Regions from separate parts of the Homo sapiens genome. Here all the other regions are linked to region 3. Evidence: chromatin loops called from intact Hi-C (ENCODE). Cell type or tissue: dorsolateral prefrontal cortex. All regions are shown on one strand.

Region 1 (5,000 bases), 340 kb after region 3:
AGTTAGCGAGGTAATGTGTTATTTATTTTGTTTATAAACTCTTGCAGAGCTTTTACTTACAATCAAACATATTTTGGGGATACAATTTAAATTTAGCACTTTTTTTCTTCTTAGTTCCTCTGTGGTTTTTTACAAAATGAAAATTAGAGCAGGGCACGGTGGCTCATGCCTGTAATCCCAGCACTTTGGGAGGCCGAGGCAGGTGGATCACCTGAGGTCAGGAGTTTGAGACCAGTCTGGCCAACATGGTGAAACCCTGTCTCTACTAAAAATACAAAAAATTAGGCTGGTGTGGTGGCAGGCGCCTGTAATCCCAGCTACTCGGGAGGCTGAGGCAGAAGAATCACTTGAACCTGGGAGGCGGAGGTTGCAGTGAGCCAAGATCATGCCATTGCACTCCCACCTAGGCAACAAGAGCTAAACTCCGTCTCAAAAAAAAAAAAAGAAAGAAAGAAAATTAGCATTACTGTTCTTTTCTAATAAATATAGTATAGTATAACCTTACTTTTTAAAGTTAGCAAATATAGAAACAAGGAAAAGAGAGCTAAAATCTTTTGGGTGTAACAAAAATGTGATCATGATACACATGCTGTTTTGTAATCCCTCTTGCAAAGAATATAAATCTCCATTATCATTTTTAAGAGCTATACAGCATTTGATTATAATGGCGATATCCTAATTTGACCAATCTGTGATTGAAAGAAATTTGAGATTTTTCAATGCTTTATTGCAAAATATGCTATGGCAATAAATATTTGTGTAAATACTCCAGAGTCCATGCTCAAAGCCTCTATGTGCTGCTTTTCAGAATTAACAAATTTCTTAAAAATTAACTCATTTTTCAAATGAACTTGACAAGAAAGTTTTTAAAACCTTGACTTTTAGAAAGGTTCATGATACTGAGAAGCAGACAGACTGGGAGATCCAATTTGTGAAACAAACTTAAGCTATTTACAGTTTGCCTTGAGATGGTCCTTCCCTCAAAACACTTGGCAAGTTGTTCCAAGAGGCATGGACTGTCTTGTAGAGATTCTGAGTCTAAAACAAAGATTTCTCAAGAATAAGCTCAAAATGATCAGATTTGATGAGCAGTAACTGGTTAATCCCTAAAATAAGTTAGTGTTTGATGCTCATTTATTGAACTTTTCAAGTTTGGAGCAAAGCAACAAGAGAAATGAGATTTTTTCCCTTCCTTACCCTCTAATGTACTTGCCACTGCCCTTTCTTTCTTTCCTGAATCTTCTTTAAACATATTTCTAAAAAAAGACTCCTTTAGAAGGATAGAGAAATCAAGAGACATGAAATGAGATTAGTAAATTTTAGATCAAGTAAAATAGAGTTGATATTTATAGTTTCATTTACTAAAATGTCTTTTGTTAAGTTTAGAAAAAGTTTAGAGGCAATCTTAATGTGGATTATGCTTTTCATATTCTTCTCTCAAAAGTATGGTCTTAAATTATTCAAAAGTTTCATATTTTTCATTTTGTTTTGCTTTCATAGCAACTTTATGAGATCATTTTATAAATGAAGAAACATTAAATGATTGATTCTAAGATTACTGTCAGTTAACTGTGGCATTCAATTTAGATGTGAAGTCTTTAAAGTCTTGCCTAGTACTCTACTAAGCAATTCTTCAAGTCAAGAATTAGTGCCCCAGCTTGGGCAGTACTGTCTATCAGGATTTCCAGTGTGTGATCACGGATGAGGGGAACATTTGGAGGGCGTGAGGCACACCCTTGAGGATCACTGAGGTCAACTAGCTTGGGGCATCATGCCTGGCATGTTGTTCTTTTTTCTTTTTTTGGGACAGTCTCACTCTGTTGCCCAAGGGGGAGCGTAGTGGTGTGATCTCGGCTCACCTCCGCATGCCAGATTTAAGGGATTCTCGTACCTCAGCCTCCCAGGTAGCTGAGATTACAGGCCCACGCCACCATGCCCGACTAATTTTTGTATTTTAGTAGAGACGGGGTTTCACCATGTTGCCCAGGCTGGTCTCAACTCCTGGCCTCAAGTGATATGTCCGCCTCAGCCTCCCAAAGTGCTGGGATTACAGGCATGAGCCATGCACGCCCCGTGGCATGTCCTTGGCTGATTTTCATGTCAGGTATATAAAAGGTTAACAGCTGTCATTTCACTTGTCCAAAATTAGAGGGCATCTTACAGTTCTGGAGGTAAGAAAAACAAAAAAATTAGAGGGCAAAAGAGTCTATATCCTCCAAAAACACATCCGTGACCTACTAATGGTTGAGATTAGCTGGGTTAGTTCAGTTTTCTTTAATTTAGTTCTCAGTATAGAATGACAGCAAGAGATTAATGAACAGAAGAGGGAGAACTTGCTATGCTTCTACCTCATTATAAATACTGTAATCTTTTAGAGTAGCTTAAAGGCCAAGAAAAGAAAACACTGACACACACACACACACACACACACACACACACACACACACACACACACACAAAGTAAGGTTAAGGGCAAAAAGGCAAGCAAGCTTCCTAGAACTTCCCAAACAGCTGGATCTAGCCATCAGATTATTCTATCTAGCATAGTATTAGTTAAAGCCATCAAGTTTTTTTAATTGCTTCCTGCAAAATTAGGCCTAAAATAACTTGGATGCAGGGAATGTTACATCAAATGTTCTCATTTTGCCTATTGGGCTTGCTGGGCGCCATCTGCTGGCCTTTTGGACACAGTGTAAAACGGATTCTTTTTGGTCTTAATTGCTGTTGTGATTTGAAAAAATTGTAATTTTTAAAAACTTCCACTGAATGTAATTTAATCATGAGAAGAACATTAGATAGAATATTAAAAACCAATTAACCCAGCTCTTGTGATAATGAAACTTTATGAAGTTTACTGGAATTGTACTATGCCTTTTCTTTTACAATGACAATGTTGGCTTTAGGTATTTGTGAATTCTTCATTTCTGAATTCTCATCATCAACATTCAAAAGTTATTTTTTATCCTCAATTTTTAATACAGCAGTTTGAATTGTGGCATTTTTTCTGTGTACACAATAGAAAAGACTGCACGTGGTCTTCAACTGTGCTATGAAATGAACTGACATGGTAAACAGAACAATCGTTTTCCTTTTTCTTTTCCAACTATATCACCTAAAATAACACTCATTTTGCTGGACTTCTCCAGTCTTGTAAAAACACACACCCCAAAAACAATACTGTAATTCTTAATGAACCCATGGATCATAATTGAGTTCTAAAGTTTCCATTCTGCAAATCCTACCACCTTCCCCACCAAACCATTCAAGGTCAGCTTGACCTATATCCAAGAGCTGGGCTGCTAACAGCGTAACTGAGTCAGGAGTGGATCTGCAGTCAGAAGGCCGAAACAGGTATGCGTAAGTATCTTATGTCTTTTGCTATTCCTCCCTGCTCATTGCTGTGAATTTAATGTATTTGTAAATAAAAAATATACTGAAAGCATCATAAGTCTTATATGGGGGTTTCACTAATTGTAGGCAGTCTCAAATATTAAGCAAGTGATTAACAACTAATGAGAAGTGAAAACTAGCTTACCAGCAAGCTGTGGTTTATCACAATGGTTGTAGTGGTTTATAGAGTTGTCTGAGAATCCTGTCCCCTTTCACTGTTTTTACACCCTGGCTGCCATTTGATGCTGGTGATTGGTGGAGGAGAGGGGAGTAGGTATCATGCAGATAGCCAGATTGTTCCAGATCAGATACCTAGATGAATGGGCCTTTAGTGCTACAGCAAACACTTTATGTTCCTGGTATGTTCTGAATCCCTAAAGAGCCCATTTCTACCCTTCATCATTTTCAAGATTTTAATTGTATGCTCCACCTTCATTTCTGCAGATAACCTATTGGCCAGAGGACATTATAGCTCTTTAGGTATGAACACCTCTAACTTGTTGTCCCCTTATGTGCACCTTAGCTCTCAACTAAATCTTCTTTCAGCTGGGCGCGGTGGCTCACGCCTCTAATTCCAGCACTCGGGGAGGCTGAGGAAGGTGGATCACTTGAGGTCAGGATTTTGAGACCAGTTTGGCCAAGATGGTGAAACCCCATTTCTACCAAAAATATGAAAAATTAGCTGGATGTGGTGGGTGCACCTGTAATCCCAGTTACCTGGGAGGCTGAAACAGGAGAATCGCTTGAATCCAGGAGGCAGAGGTTACATTACAGTGAGTCGAGATCGCGCCATTGCACTCCAGCCTAGGTGACAGAGCAAGACTCCGTCTCAATAAATAAATAAATAAATAAAACTCCTTGCCTGCTGTCAGAAGAACTGGTATTCCTATTACCTGTGTTCCAGTCCCACTTTCTACTGTGTCTTTGGGGTTCTAACTTCATTATCCCCTCTCATCTACCTCCAACCTTCCACTCTTAAGGGCCTTTCTCTTTTGCATAACTATGACTATTTTTCTCCACTGAAAAGAGTCAAAAACAAATTCCCTAAGGCAACTGCCCTTTACCATCTTCCTTCCCAGTACTACACAATCTCTTTCCTTTCAAATAATGCATCTTTTCCTAGTCACTTCCCATTCCATCTTCAAACCCAAGCAATCTGCTTTTGTTTCATTCTCCATGGAAAGTGTTCTGACCATAAAGATCACCAATCCTTCCCCTTACATAATCTCCCTGTAGCCTTTTGATGTGTTCTTGAGACTCCTAAGTACTCAGGACTCTATACTGTTCCTTCTTAGTCTCCTTTAATAGCCTGCTGGTTTCCATCCACCTATTCATCCTTATCAAAGATCTGTCTTTGGTAGTGTTTGTTTCCTGGGCGGTCTCATTCAATCCCCAAACTTCTATGATCATGCATCCACTCTGGCTCTCACACGTTCATCTCCAGCTTAGACCCACATAATAAACTGCTACTGTACACCTTTGAACTAACCGTCCCCACAAATAGTCTCAATTCATCTCATATAAAAATAAGTCCTCTTTCCCTCCCAAACTGCTGTTCCACCTGGATTTCCTGTTTCGTTAACAAAAAGCATCATCTACTAAGCCATTCA
Region 2 (5,000 bases), 81 kb after region 3:
TCTCAACTTTTTTTATTATACCCCAGTGGGCTTTGTTTTGTACATATCCCCCACCCTGAGTGTAGCCTCAGAAAGGTGGACTTTGGTTCTCAATTATAAGAATATATATATTCTTTCTAATAGCATCATGCTGGGCACTGTAGTATCCAATCCTATAGTGCTTACAAGGCACTTTATTCCACACTAACTCATCTGACCCTCACAATGGTGTTCTCAGTTGGATAGGATGACCCTAACTGTTCAAATGGGGACTCAGAGTACAAAGGAGGTCACAGAGTTGGTATATAGAGAAACCAAGACACAAACCCAGTTTTCCTGTCTCTAACTCTGGGAATTATTTCTTTGCATCATGCTATTTTAAAAAGTACTAGCACTGCTGAAATTCTTGGACTTTCTTTATAATACACAACCTTAGAAGAGAAAGTAAATCATTGCTAAGGAAAGGAACTTTTCTTAGCTCAAAAAACAGCCTCAAGAGGACTGAACCTCTTAGAATGCTCGTCTTTGCCCAGATGATCACCAGCCACACTCCAACATATTGATACAGATTTTATGATTTTATAATTTTGGGTTCAGTTGGCAGGACTCACTCTTCCAAAAATAGCTTTGGCCTTAATGGGTAGGATGAGCTGCATTACAAAGGCCCTCAACTCCATAAAATTTGGCATCCAGCCAAGCCTTCAAAGGTGACTAAAGAAGAAATATCAAGAAAGACCAGAGGTTGGTACTGCCTTGTGAACCTCTCAACATCTATTGGAACTTATCAATTTTATAGATATTCACATTCCAAAGCAAGGAGCATTTGAGCTTTTAGAGAGATTAGAAGACCCTAAAAAGTGCATCTCGCTCAAAAGGTGTCCAGCTTGTCCAGTGGTCATTGTCCAATCTGATTCCATTTCAAAATCATTTCCATATAACCAGCTTGATGGTGAGATTCTTGAAAAGTTCTAGACCAGGAGGAGGAAATGAGGGTTTGGTTCCTGGCTGTGCCACTAACCGACTGCATGAAGTTAAGCAAATTATGGGGCCTATTCCAACCTCGTTCTTTTTACAGGTCTGACACCTACAACGTGTCAGACACTGGGAATAGAACAGTCCACAAGACAAAGTCCTTGCTCTAAGGGAACTTACCTTCTAGGGAAGATATATGATAAACCAATACATAAATATATAATAAGGACATGAAAGCAATAGAGAACAAAAGTGCTGTGAAAAAGATGCTGTTTTGGATAGGATGGTCTTTTGAGCAGTGAAATAAAATAAATATCTGAGGGAATAGAGTTCCAGGTGGAGGGGACAGCAGGAAGGCCATGAAGTTGGGGTGCACCTGGCATCTTCAAGGAACAGGGAGAAGGCCAGTACTTCTGGAGCAGAGGGAACAGCCGGGAGAATGGAAGGCAAGGAGGTGAGCGATAACAGGGGCCCAATCCTGGAGGGTCTTTTAGCTTTGGTAATGACTTTGGATGGGAAGGCAGTGGGGGAATCTGAGCAGATGAGGGTATGAACTGACTTAGGTTCCCTGAATGTGACCTTGGCTGCTGTATGAAGGACGGGCAGCCATTTCCTCATCTGATAGCAAACTGGTATGGACCAGAGAAACGAGAAGCTTCCCACTGCCACTCTAAGAGCTGAGATTCCGAGTCATATGTTTTACTGAACAAATTACTGCCCATCTTGGTTGAAGCCCATCGGGGCCTGAGCTAAGTCTTTGATCCCAGAGGCCAAGGCAGCACCATTCCTCGCCATTAGCCCATGGCTAGTGACCCGGGAGGTACAAAGTCAATCCTAGCTACAGCAGGAACTCCTGCAGAACCTGTGACCCTCATAGCCAGGGGGTCTCAAACCAGCGGGATACATCTCAGAGTGGCTTTGCTGCGACGTACCTTTGGGTAGTTTGAGACTGAAATGACTCTAGTCACTACTTTTCATTTCCATCCTTTCTTCCCTAAAGGTCAACTGGAAAGGCAGCCGGCTGAGAGAACTCGATCTCTGTCCAGCAGAGATTATTTTGTGGACGCTCAAGGTTCTGAGAGCTTACTTCCTTTTTCTGGGTCACCTGCTTGGTGTGAATTCATCCAAAATCATCCGTTTATTTTTAGAGCTATAAATTATATCTGCATTTCTACTCTCCTGCAGAAATTCAAGCTCAGAGCTTGGGCAGGGGCCCTGTGTTTGAGGCACAGAGACTGGCAAAGCGTCTTGCCTCCCACCTCTTCTGAAGTGAGGCCTCTGCGCTACTGTGTCCCAGCCCTTCAAAAATCCTGAGTCATTTCACTGTTTCTGTTTCTCCCCTTTCCCCAGCAAGCTTCCTGATGCAAAGGAACACCGGAGCGGGGCGATTGCCTCCCTAGAGCTGGGCCGGCCACCCCCACCCCTCGGGCTGCTAAAGCAGCGGGCCGGGCGGAAGGTCGGGGAGCCAGAGCCCAGGGAAGAGCAGAAGGCGCGGGGGGGCGGGGGGGGCACCCAGGAGGGAGGACGGGGCAGCGGTGAGGGTGTAGACGGGAGGGAATCTGTCCGGTGCCGCAGTGAGTTGGGTGGCGGTGATTTGTTCGCGGGCGCAGGCTGGGAGGCGGGGTTCCTGACTCACTGCGGCACTGGCAGGGCTGGTGACAGCACCACCCCCGCGCCGCCTGCAATCTGCCACCGCTGCCACCGAGCCGAGGGGCGCCAGCAAGGCATCCCCTGGGTCAAGGGGCCTCCCGTGGGCTTTCCAAACAGCCTGTGCTCATTTCCGCGGGAGCCCTCGGGGCGCTGTGCTGTGGCTGCATTGTCACTGTTTGTTTATTTCTACATCTGCTCTGTTAGAAGATAGGCTCGCTTAGGACAGAGCCTTCTAATCCACCCCCTGATGAATTCGGGCCCTCGCCTTTGGCACAATGCCTGGCGTCATCACAACGCGGGTGATCAGTAAACGGCAGCGAAGGAAGCGGGGTCAGGACTGGAGAGGAGAGGGGGAGGAAGACAGACGACCGGAGAGGAACAAAAATGGAAGGTAACTTGAGCTTTCATAACTGCAGAAGTGCAAAACAGCTCCCTGTGTGATATAGGAAGTAAAACCGTAGAGATGGGACTTGGCTGGCCTGCCCTTCACACACTTTAGACATTAACCCAAAGTTCATGCTCCTGCCATGACAGTGATGGTGGACAGGAGGGAAGAAAATGACAAGGAGGAAAGGAGGTGTCTTTTGCTCTTAAAAATGAGAAGGGTCATAAACAATCCATCGGCTGCAAACCACGAGTTGCCCCCAAAGCAAAGCAGGTTAGTGGCTGCTGCCGCCTCATCATAGCTTCAGAACCCACAGAGCCTGGAGGACTGTCAAACATTATCTAATATCCCATTCTACAGAAGAGAAAACTGAGGTTGAGGCAGGAACGCAGACAGGAATCAAGGTTTTGGGGTTGGGATTTGCAATCCATTACTTTGCCTCCTGCATCCACTGCTTTTCCCTGGGCATTCTCTTCTTCCGGTTTCTTGGAAGTTAAAATTGCGAGAGAAGCAACACAGAGTGGTTTTCCCAGGGCCTCGACCTCGGTAAGGGAAGACGTGGAATTCCGAGTGTGGAGACCCAGACAGCCTCCGAAACCCCCACGCAACCCTGGGCGTTCAGCAGCTGCCAATGCCCGCCTGACAAGTTTCTGGGGCATCTCTGCACACGGAGAGGTGTGTCTCCTGCAGCTCCAAAAACAGATTTTGCCATCTCATCCCCATATTTGCAGTCTCCAGTTGGCTTCTTGTGATTGGCCAGAACTTTTCCTCACTGGAGAGATGAGGAGAATCCAGTCCTCCAACCAGCTGAGAGAAAACACTGCAGTAGCAGAGATAGCAATGGCTGTTCCACCCCACACTGATACGATGTCAGGGAGCCAGGGGTGGGCTCAACAGGCTGAATGATGCCAGGGACTCCCAAGGGTCTATACATTTAACCCTGGAGGAAGTGGCCTCTGACCAGGTACCTAACCTTCTGTACTTCTCGTTCTGTAATTGGGGGCATCAGAGTGTATTCTTTGGCTTTCTGGAAAAAAAGATTTCTCAAATTTTAATTTCGGAAGTTTCCATCAGGACTGGCAGCTGTGTACACAGAAGGAGGTTGCTAATGTATTTCAGATTGGGGGCAATTACAGCTTCCCACCTACCCACCCCAATCTATTCCCAGATCACTGCACCACACTGACTCTTGGCCTCCTCTAGAGTTGGAAACTCTACCTGAGAGATGCACTCCTTTAAACTAACATAAAACCTAAACTAACAAAACCATAGCACTTCAAGGTATCCTTAGGGTAAGGTTTAATGACCTATTAATATCTCTAACACAGCAATTCTCTTGCTTGGCTATTCACTAGAAGCACTTGGAGAATTTAAAATAACACTGATGCCCAGGCCATACCTCAGACCATACCTCTAGAGGTGTTTTCTAAAAGCTCCCCCAGGTGACTATAACAACAGTAAGACTGAAAACCTCTGCTCTCGTGGGAGCTGCTAGTTTGCTGGTCAGCATCTGTTCTCCCTTCCACTAATAGCACCTGATGTTCCTTTGGAAACCCCACTCTTTCTTGGTCCACTTGATTGAGTTACACTAACCCCATCATCACCTCCCATTTACTTTTTTCAGGGAATAGCAGGCTACCAGTTTGGCCCCTTTGCATTTTTCCATTCCCCTGAAAGAAGTAATTGGTTCAGGCAGAAGATGTGATACAAGGGGGTCCAATGAAAATCAGTCTCAAGACTGGCTGAAACTATTGGGAAGGGAAAGATCTGTTTCTGCTGCAGTTATTTAGGAGAAAACATGGGAGCCTTGAGCTTCCAGCAGGCATTTTGCCACCACATGGAGAAAATCTGCTTGTAAATTAAGGCAACATAGAGGAAAAGAGATTATTCATAGAGTGAAAAAGACTGAAATCTAATTAATACCACTTCTGAAGCCAGATACTTCCAGTAACAGATATTAAATCCCCCTTTTCACCCAAGAAAACTTTGAACTGAGTTTTCTATGATATGCCGC
Region 3 (5,000 bases):
GGCTACTCCATAGGCAGAGCAGCCCTGAGGGCTGCTGGTTGCCCATTTTTATGGTTTTTTCTTGATTATATGCTAAACAAAGGGTGGATTAATAATGAGCTTTCCAGGAAAGGACTGGGCAATTCCTGTAACTAACGGTTCCTCAGGCTTTTAGACCATATAGGGTAAATTCCTGACGTTGCCATGCACCTGTACATTGTCATGGTGCTGGTGGGAGTGTCTCTTAGCATGCTAAAGCATTATAATTGACCTATAATGAGCAATGAGGATGACCAGAGGTCACTCTCATTGCTCTCTTGGTTTTGGTGGGTTTTGGCCATCTTCTTTACTGTAATCTGTTTTATCAGCAAGGTCTTTATGGCCTATATCTTGTACTGACCTCCCATCTCATGCTGTGACTTAGAATGCCTAACCATCTGGGAATGAGGACAAGAGGACAGCTTCAACTTTTCATGACTTCATCTCCAACCCAACCAATCAGCACTTTCCACTTCCTGCACCCCCTACCCATCAATTTATCCTTAAAATCCCCAGTCTCCAAATTTTTGGTAAGATTGACTTGAGTAGTAATAAAACTCTGGCCTCGCATTCTGCCGGCTCTGCGAGAATTAAACTCTTTATGGCAATTTCTCTGTCTTGATAAATCGATTCTATCTGGACAGCTGGCAAAATGAACCTGTTGAGCAGTTACAAGAGTAAAGGATGAGTACTGAGTGGAAAGGATGGCCTGTCCTTGGGAGTCGGGTAAGGACACTTGAACTCATGATAGAAGCTAGGGAGCAAAGAGTGATCAGACAAAAGTTGTATCTATAGGAGGATGGGTGTGGATTACTGAGGCCAGTCCCTATGACCTCTCTCTTTCCAGGGCCAGGAACTATTACTGTTTTTTGTGACTTTGGTAAGTAAGTGAACCCAGGGCATGGTTTGCAACTGGCTGCGTTGGTCATTTTTATGAATCGATTTGTGCAAACCCATGGCAAGCTTTCCTAATATAAACAGGTGGAAAGAGAGAAGTCAGAGGGGCTGGCCTCAGTAATCCAGACAGCAAATCTTACAGGGAAGACCCTCCTTATATCCTGGGGAAATTGGTATATGAGAAGTTAACTGGGTTTTTACCCTCTGAAAAGGAAATTTCTATAAGAAAGGGAAGCATCACTGCATTGCTTGATAACATCTGTTTTATCTTGCTTGTTTTATCTGACTTTCTCCCATGGCCAAGGAAACATGATGAAAGAACCAATTTCTTTCCTCTTTTAGAAGCTCTGATCATGGAGGAGACCATATCTGCAAGTCATCTAGGACTCAGCTCTTTTAGAGCTATCCATGGACTGGGAGACCCTTCTCCCACTTCAAGGAGCCCCTCTTTTGTACCCCCCAAACTTCCTGGCTTACAAAATTTGCTGCCAGATGTGGTGGTGTGGGAGTGAGGGTGGGTGGCATAGGTCATGTTGGTAAAAGGCCTCCCATAGGCGGGAAAACTGCAGAGCCAGGGGGCCTAGGGGAAGGCATCTCTTGCCTAGCAGATGCTGACAGAGGAAATGGCACATTCTGCCCATGCATCTGTCCTCATGATTCACATGCCAGCAATTCCTCAGGCTAGAACATACCTTGTAGGTCATTTTCTAGCACATGCCGTAACTAGATAGCCCCTAGGTCTCTCTAGGAAAGGTGACTTTCTAAACTTTTTTTGTATTCTGTCTGTAAAGTACTGCATACTTTAAGGACTTTTTAAACAATAATAGAGAAATCAGCTTCATCCCTGCTTCAAGACACATCACAAAGCTCCAATCACAAAAACTCTAGAGTTTCTGTAGAGGGATTAAAGTGTGGCAGTCTAGTGACCTAAAGGGATTTGACTTGAAGCTGTATTTGCTTAGCACACACGCTGTTTTTATCTTGATTTTAAGTTTATTGGTGCAGCACATGGAAATAATGGGCATCAAAGCCCACACCTCCCAAGCTGGTCCTTGATGCCATCACTGAGCCCTAAGTGAGAGGCCTGCTTATAATAGTCCTGCATTCTCAGCTTCCCTTAACCCCAAGAATAGAACGGTGTCTTGCATGCAGAAATAGGTTATTGGTGAATAAATTGCTTAATGAATTATCTAGTTTCCCTAACAGAGCTGGTTACTTCTTTCTCATGTGAAGGTGAGCACCTGGTGAGGTTTTCAGGAATCAGGTTCACCTTGAACACCATACTCAGGCCTTGGCGGCTCTCTGGGCCTGCCTGGCTCCTACAAACACCATGCAGTGTTTCTGGATCTCCTAGGCCCTCTAGTGGCTATTCTTAGGCTGAAATCCCTCAGAACTCAGCCTCTCAGCTCCTGCTAAAATTTCAACCAGTCCCTGAATTTAGAAATATGTATATATACTTATTTTGCTTCTCGTAAACTGCAAAGAAATAAATTTAATTATGTCTAGTTTCTGATCAAGATTTATCTGGTCTCATAGCCTTCCCCTGGTTTGTGTTTTAATGAGCTTTTTATTTTTCAGTTGAAAGATTATACCAGATGTCAAGACTTAACAGGAATCAAGACAGCATGGATTGATATAAGGGTAGACATAATTATCAATGGACAGAGTACAGACTCCAGACACAGACCTACACCTATATAAGCAACTGATTTTCAAAAGTATCCTGCTTGCCTGCTTGTACCCCCAAATGGGCTCTCCCTCACCCCAAATGCATCTTTAGGTTTGTTTCAGAGAATTTCTGATGGTCTTTCTCGCACAGAAACACACAAGGGGTCTAAATGGGTTCTTTATGCAGAAGAGCGAAGATTTCCAGGTCCAGTGGGCCAAAGTGCCTTCCCCTGCAAAGCCTTTGAGTGATTCCAGGCACCAGGGGCATCAAAGCCTTGGTGGGACCAGAAACTATTGCTGTTTTTTATGACTTTGGTAAGCACGTGAACTCAGGGCATGGTTTGAAACTGGCTGTGTTGGTCATTTTTATGAACTGATTTGTACAAACCCATGGGAAGCTTTCCTAAATAGAAACAGTCTGCATTATGGTGGTATCACCTTCATCTGACCCCTGGGAGCTCTAAAGAAAAGCCCATGATACTCACCTGGCCTTCAGCCTGACCAGGGGATTAGGCCACTGGCCAGGATGAGACTGAAGGAGGAAAGGAACCTATACAACTACTCTTCCCTTGGTTGAAAGGAAAGTCCAGAGAGAATAGCTATTTGCAAATATCTGGGCTTCTACTGGGTGCTTACTGTTGAGTATCTTATATTGGGACACAGGTATGTTCATCTCCATTTTACAGATGAGGAAATCGAGGCTCAGAGTTAAATATATTTCCCAAGGTCAACTAAGTAAGTGGCAGGATTAGGATCCAAACCCAATTCTAACACTCTCTAAAACCCACTCTTTAGCTAGCCCCTGCCTCTTAGCTTTGGGGTTCAGGTTCTTGACTCAGTCTATGCAAATGTTGCCTTCTGGAATTTGGCAGTGCACAACCTGCACATCTGTACAGTGTAGCTGAAACCAACTTCTGGGTTGAAACCCTTCCATATTCAAGATTCTAAGCCTGGGCTAAAATCTAGAGCCTTGTTACTCAAAGTGGTCCCTGAACCTGCAACATCAGCCGTGTTTGGGAGCTTTTTAGAAATGTAAATTTCTGCTCTCCTGCTGCCACTCCCCCCAACCCCTTTCTATTGGATTACACTCTCCAAGAATGGAGGCTGCACCCAGGATTTCTCAGCTGTTATGTGCATTCAAATCACTGGGAATCTTGTTAAATGGAGATTCTGGCACAGGAGTTCTAAAGAGGTAGTGCTAAGCTTTTGCTTCTTCGGGCAGCTCCCAGATGATGCCGATGATGTGAGCCACACTTGGAATAACACAGCTTTAGATCAGTAAGTCTCAAACTTGAACCTGTATTCAAATCACCTGAAGAGCTCGTTAATACACAAATTGCTGGGCCCTACTCTCACACTCTCTTACAATAGCTGTGCACCTTCACCTTTACTTTCACCCCAAGAATAAAACAGTTTCTTGCACACAGAAATAGGTTATCCATGAATAAGTTGGTTAATTAATTATCTACCTTTGCTAATAGAGCTGGTTACCTCTTTCTCATGTGAACATGAGTACCTGCTGAGAGAGTGCTTCAGAGGGTCTGGAGTGGAGCCTGAAAATTTGCATTTCTAACAAGTTCTGGGCCCAGCATGGTGGCTCATGCCTGTAATCCCAGTGCTTTGGTAAGCCGAGGCAGGAGTATCACTCGAGGCCAGGAGTTTGAGACCAGCCTGGGCAATATAGTGAGACCCCATCTCTACAAAAACTTTTTAAAAATTAGCCAGGCATTGTGGTGTGAGCCTGTTGTCCCATCTACATGGGAGGAAGATCCCTTCAGCTGAGAAGTTCGAGGCTGCAGTGAGCTGTGATCTAACAAGTTCCTAGGTGATGTTGCGATGCTGCAGGTTTAGGGACCCCACTTTGAGAACCAGTGTTCTAGCCTATCAGAACTTCCTCTAATTAGACAACTAACTCCATGCTTTCTGGCATTTCATTTTTATAAAGCCCTATTCGGTCCTTGAATTCTAGCATTTTAGAGCTGAAAGGGACTTCAGAGGCTACCTTGTCTCAATTAAAGAAATGCAGGTCAAGGGTCCCACTCAAGGCCATACAATTAGCCAAGAGGCAAAGTCAGGATTAAGCATCCTGACTCACTCTATTTCTATGCTGTTTACTCTGCATCCTGCTGGCTCCAAAGCTCAATAAATTCCCTGGCATCCAGCAACTGCAGTATTTTTGGTGAGCTCTCCATCCCAGGCCAGCTTTGAGGTGCTAGAATCCCTGTCAGACACATATGTCATCCGCACAATCATGGAAACGCAGTGGCCTCCTACCTAACAGCTCTGTGAAAGAGGGCTTTGGAAAAAAACAGCAGCTGTGCTGGCCACTGTAGCAGAGAGAAAATGCAGCAGCTAGCAAGCAAACCCAGACAAGGTGAGTCAGCATAGAGGCCCTGGGGCTAAGGAATATACCAGGA

The links. A loop is a pair of places that touch in the nucleus more often than their neighbours do. Peaks named below come from ENCODE experiments on the same cell type or tissue, not always from the same donor. Only the 100,000 strongest peaks of a DNase experiment are listed, where the experiment ranks them.
Region 1: a loop joins it to region 3, with 3 times the contacts of the local background. A loop is called at or near these places in 23 of 110 quality-filtered maps.
Region 2: a loop joins it to region 3, with 4 times the contacts of the local background. A loop is called at or near these places in 2 of 110 quality-filtered maps.

Annotation. Positions count from the first base shown.
Region 1 is chr20:10,424,623-10,429,622 of GRCh38, forward strand. All of the region lies in intron 1 of MKKS (MKKS centrosomal shuttling protein), which reads right to left. All of the region lies in intron 1 of LOC128706665, which reads right to left. The region is part of intron 1 of LOC128706666; the gene reads right to left. Among named protein-coding and RNA genes, the nearest start is that of MKKS, 7.1 kb to the right of the region's middle. RefSeq lists a silencer at 3,641-3,690. In dorsolateral prefrontal cortex, CTCF peaks have their summits at 2,685 (motif pointing left) and 2,901; a DNase peak (open chromatin) is centred at 2,669.
Region 2 is chr20:10,169,795-10,174,794 of GRCh38, forward strand. The region is part of intron 2 of SNAP25-AS1 (SNAP25 antisense RNA 1); the gene reads right to left. LOC105372524 (a long non-coding RNA gene) reads left to right here and starts at 2,635. Exons shown (of 4, transcript NR_187933.1): 1 at 2,635-2,992. In dorsolateral prefrontal cortex, no CTCF peak of the experiment used is centred here; DNase peaks (open chromatin) are centred at 2,297, 2,577, 2,827 and 3,697; H3K4me3 peaks cover 2,093 bases; H3K27ac peaks cover 4,020 bases.
Region 3 is chr20:10,088,488-10,093,487 of GRCh38, forward strand. The region is part of intron 3 of SNAP25-AS1 (SNAP25 antisense RNA 1); the gene reads right to left. Among named protein-coding and RNA genes, the nearest start is that of ANKEF1, 56 kb to the left of the region's middle. In dorsolateral prefrontal cortex, a CTCF peak has its summit at 2,277 (motif pointing left); DNase peaks (open chromatin) are centred at 2,234 and 4,874; H3K27ac peaks cover 1,759 bases.